2 separate regions of the Homo sapiens genome follow, and region 1 is linked to region 2. A link is a loop called in an ENCODE intact Hi-C map of the cell type or tissue named here. Cell type or tissue: IMR-90. All regions are shown on one strand. Region 1 overlaps LOC107985862 (a long non-coding RNA gene). Region 2 overlaps SPAST (spastin).

Region 1 (2,500 bases), 450 kb before region 2:
GTTTTGGGAGAGTGAAAAGTTATACACAGATTTTCAACTATGTAGGGGTTGGTGCCCCTAACTCCCATGTTGTTCAAGGCCTAACTGTAACAGCAAATCAAAGCCAGTGGGGTGTGTGCGTGTGTATGTGTTGTGTGTGTGTGCATGTATTAGCAGTCCTTGCTTTGCACCGTAGCACGGGACCCTAAAAGTGACTGTGCATGCTGAAACCCTGTAAAGTAATTTTAATTATCAATGGAGAAATCACAATTGTTCTGTGACCTTTAAAATTTTTTTGTGAAGACATTAAAAACTATCTTACTGTTGGTTATGAATATATAGGAAAATGGTGAGGGAAAACAGTAAAACTAATATTTATTTAGTACACTGTAATTTAAAACCTTAGTAATATTGAGAATTGTCTTATTTCTTTGAAAAAACCACTTATCAAGCACAGTTGGAATAGTGCTTGTCTTCTTCACGTCACATAATTTAGGATATAGAGTGAGATTCTGTTTAATGCGTTGGTGAAGGTAATGAAGTGGCCTCATTGACTGGGGTGATACCTGAGGTTCATTGTCTCATGCCAAGAAAATCAAGGATGTGAACACACAAGGAGCAAGATTAAAATCAGAAGTTTAATAGGCAAAAGAGAGGAGCTCTATGAAGCAGAGAGGGGTCCCAAAAAAATGGGTTGCTGGATCCGTGGCAAAATGCAGGGGGGTTTTATAGAAGCCCGGTGAGGAGGTGGTGCCTGATTTACATTGGGCAAAAAAGATTGGTTGGACTAGATGTGCCATTTATGTAAGGTGTGAAAAACTGGTTAAGGCTAGGTGTGCTGTTTGCATAGGGCACGAAAAGCTGGCTGTCCCCACCCTAATCTTTTATTATGCAATTGGATCCTATGCCTGCTGGTGCCATGTTGCCTGTTTCTTTATTGTACATGTGGTAACAAACAAAGGGAAGATGGAGCATCCATGTTGGATATGTCTGTCCTCCAGGCAGCCCTTTTCTATTGGCACAGCTTCCAGCATTCACCCATGCAAGCTTCCACCTTGCTTATCTATATTTGCAGCTCAATTTTTCAGACTGCTCTTTGTTAAAAAAGAAACGATTTGGGGGGATGCTTTTTGTTTAAAAGGAAGCCCTGCTGAGGACTCTTTTACCTTCACTATCTGCCTAAATAATTCCTTTCTATCTCCTCTATCATATTTCCCCTCTCAGGAGTGGTAACCCTAACTGCTGTTAGGGGGTGTTGGATGACGACTCTTTCTGGCTACTTCCTGCTGAAAAGGGGTGTTGTGTGGGGAAAAACAGCTAGGGCTCCTCCTGGGGTCAATCTAAGCATCCTCAGAAGAAAGGTGTGTCCATTCATGGTTCCATCTGCAGCACCATTTGGAGTTTAATAACTTCTAAGTGAGAAGAGATAAATTTTACAAGAAGATTTAGAATATAGGGCTCGAATATGAGTATTAAGATTACCATTATTAGTGGGGGTAGTATAGGCCATAACCATGACAATAGGGTTTGACAGCTGTTAGCCATTCCGATTGGTTGTAATACTAGTTTGCCTCCACCAGATGTCGCTGTACTTTACCAGAAGCGTTAATATAAAAGCAATGTTTTTCTTAGGATAAGTGACATTGGATTGGGTGGCTAGAGTAACTTTAGTGTTAATTTTGGCTAAATCTTTCCTGTAATTATTATATAATTACTTGTTACAAACATGATAATTAGGCAGAATATTACAGCAATTAAAATTTTGCAACCAGAATTCCACATTGCAGGTGCCACAGTGTATAGTCCTACTGCAAATAGTAGAGTGAGTATAGCAGTTCCCACAAGAGTGGCATAATACATAATTTCCATCTAAAATTTTACTGACTAAGATATAGAATTTCCCTTGGGGGGTTTATGAATTTACAAATTTAATCCCATGGATAATCAAAATCTTCCTGCAAGTATGCACCAAAAAGAAGTTCTAATATCTGACAGTGAATTTTGAGAGGAAATGTAGAAATGACCAGAAGTATCTGATAAGTTAGGGGTGAGACTTAGTAGGATGAGTAACCCTTACTCATTTACTTATCTTTTCTGATTTTCAGCTTAAGATCTCCTATTTCTTTGCATTGATATCAGGGACATTCCTCTAGGCTGTCAGCAGTTGCTCCCTCAGCCTTCCAGGCTTTGACTTGAATGTGATGTATCCAGGAGTCAATTTTTGTAACTTTTACCGCCAAGGGGGTTGAAAGAAGAAAAGTGTAGGGCTCTTCCCAGCTTGGGCTTAGGGAAGGAGAGAGAGAAGGGAGAGCTTTCAGCAATACAAAATCTCCTGGGTTAAATAAAGGTGGCCTTGTTTCTTGGGGTTGGGCTTCTGCTAGTTGTGTTAATTCCTGTTGAAAGGGAGCCAGAGAGGTTACATGCTTAACCAATTCAGAGGTTTCCTGGTCTAATAAAAAATCACTGGTAAGGAAAGGCCATCCATACAGCATCTCGAAAGGGCTTAGACCTAACTTTGAAG
Region 2 (2,500 bases):
GAATGCGGTGGCTCACACCTGTAATCCCAGCACTTTGGGAGGCCGAGGCAGGCGAATCACAAGGTCAGGAGTTCGAGACCAGCCTGGCTAACATGGTGAAACCCTGTCTCTACTAAAAATACAAAAAATTAGCGGGGTGTGGTGGCAGGCGCCTGTAATCCCACTTACTCAGGAGGCTGAGGCAGGAGAGTTGCTTGAACCTGGGAGGCAGAGATTGCAGTGAGCCGAGACTCCATCTCAAAAAAAAAAAATTTTTTTTTGTAGTGACAAGGTGTCACTGTGTTGCCAGGGCTGGTCTCAAACTTCTGGGCTCAAGTGATCCTCCCATTTCGGCCTCCCAAAGTGCTAGGATCACAGGCATGAGTCACTGTGCCTGGTCTTCAAGTTGTTATTAAAGCATGTTTACCCACATTATGCACATGGTATAATGGAAAGTATTGTTGTGGAAGTTAGGAGATAGGGATTCTAGCCTAGCTTTTTATTTTTTTGGGACAAGGTCTCACTTTTTCGCCCCAGGCCGAAGTGCAGTTGTGCGATCTCGGCTCACTGCAACCTCCAACTCTCAGGTTCAAGCAATTCTCCCACGTCAGCCTCCCGAGTAGCTGGGATTACAGGCATGCGCCACCACGCCCGGCTAATTTTTGTAGTTTTAGTAGACACAGGGTTTCACCATGTTGGCCAGGCTGGTCTTGAACTCCCGACCTCAGGTGATCCACCCACCTTGGCCTCCCAAAGTGCTGGGATTACAGGCATGAGCCACCGCACCCGGCCTCTAGCGTAACTTTTACATCCTGAACTGACCTTAAGAAAGTATAACTTTAGGCCTGTTTCATCTGTAAAATGTTAATGTCATAGGAGATGATCTTTTGAGATTTCTTTCAGCTCTGATAATTTTGTGTGTGTGTGTGTGTGTGTGTGTGTGTGAGATGGAGTCTTGCTCTGTCGCCCGGGCTGGAGTGCAGTGGTACCATCTCGGCTCACTGCAAGCTCCACCTCCTGGGTTCACGCCATTCTCCTGCCTCAGCCTCCCGAGTAGCTGGGACTACAGGCGCCTGCCACCACGCCTGGCTAATTTTTTGTATTTTTAGTAGAGACGAGGTTTCACCGTGTTAGCCAGGATGGTCTCGATCTCCTGACCTCGTGATCCGCCCGCCTCAGCCTCCCAAAGTGCTGGGATTACAGGTCTGAGCCGCCGCGCCCGGCCTAGAATATTTGTTTCGATTATTCTAAATCTGGTGACATTTCTTTTGTTTTTAAGTTAAATCTTCAGTAAAAAGAATAAATGCCACCTAGAGGACAGAAAAATTTTTACAGTAGATTATCACAGACCTCATGACTCATTACTTTGGTGTATAAAATGGCCTTTGTATGGTGTCAGCACCTGGGAATGTCTCAAGGGGTGTTCATTGACCTTCTGGACTATCTGGAAATATTTTGATATTTATTGGCTGGGCGCGGTGGCTCATGCCTGTAATTCCAGCACCTCGGGAGGCCAAGTTAGGTGGATCACTTGAGGTCAGGAGTTTGAGATCAGCCTGGCCAACTAAGTTAGTTGACTATTTGTGAAATTTCCCTCTCCAAATAGGAAAGATAGGATTGGAAACATTATTCAGAAGGAAGAAGTTTTAAAGAAGGGCAGGCTTAAAGACTATCTAATGAATTTACCAATATGGTAAAACCCCATCTTTACTAAAAATACAAAAATTAGCCAGGCGTGGTGGTGGGCGCCTGTAATCCCAGCTACCTGGGATGTTGAGGGATGAGAATCACTTGAACCCAGGAGGCAAAAGTCACAGTGAGCCGAGATTGCACCACTGCACTCCAGACTGGGCTATAGAGCAAAACTCTGTCTCAAAAAAAAAAAGGAAAAAAAAAAAAGAAATTTTGATATTTATGTGAGAATGACTTTTCACGGTGTTCTTAATAGCGCAAGTTTTGTTTAGGAGAGCACATTCCAACTTACTTGCTTCTATAAATATACCGTGTAATCTAGGGCTTAAAGAATATGTACAATGTCTTTTTCTCTCCCCTAGTCTTCCCCTTTTCTCACTAGTTATATCCTTGACTGAAGAGCTATTTCATTCTCAAGTCTTAGGAATGCAGGGTGAAGCAAAACAGATGAATTTTTAAAGCACTTAACCAGGCTGTATGAAATCACAGTCTGTTGTCTAAAATTGTAAGGGACGGTTAGTAGTACTCTCCCCTTTCTCAAACCAAATCTTTGGTTGTTTTAAGGAAGGGAAATTAAATTCCTGTGTGCTAGATTTTCAACATAAAATTTAAAAAACTGGAATAATGTTGCATTTTATGTGTATAACAGTATAATGCTTTGTTTTAGGTGGGAGAAGGAGAGAAATTGGTGAGGGCTCTTTTTGCTGTGGCTCGAGAACTTCAACCTTCTATAATTTTTATAGGTAAGAACATATTTTCCAACTAAGTTATTGACTATTTGTGAAATTTCCCTCTCCAAATAGGAAAGATACGATTGGAAACATTATTC

What was found. Hi-C counts contacts between places; a loop is a spot of excess contacts. Peaks named below come from ENCODE experiments on the same cell type or tissue, not always from the same donor. Only the 100,000 strongest peaks of a DNase experiment are listed, where the experiment ranks them.
Region 1: a loop joins it to region 2, with 4 times the contacts of the local background. A loop is called at or near these places in 2 of 110 quality-filtered maps.

What each region holds. Positions count from the first base shown.
Region 1 is chr2:31,686,960-31,689,459 of GRCh38, forward strand. All of the region lies in intron 2 of LOC107985862 (a long non-coding RNA gene), which reads right to left. Among named protein-coding and RNA genes, the nearest start is that of SRD5A2, 110 kb to the left of the region's middle. In IMR-90, a CTCF peak has its summit at 1,564 (motif pointing right); no DNase peak of the experiment used is centred here.
Region 2 is chr2:32,134,225-32,136,724 of GRCh38, forward strand. It overlaps SPAST (spastin), which reads left to right. Exons shown (of 17, transcript NM_014946.4): 10 at 2,339-2,414. Among named protein-coding and RNA genes, the nearest start is that of SLC30A6-DT, 30 kb to the right of the region's middle. In IMR-90, a CTCF peak has its summit at 1,315 (motif pointing left); DNase peaks (open chromatin) are centred at 1,347 and 2,077; H3K27ac peaks cover 372 bases.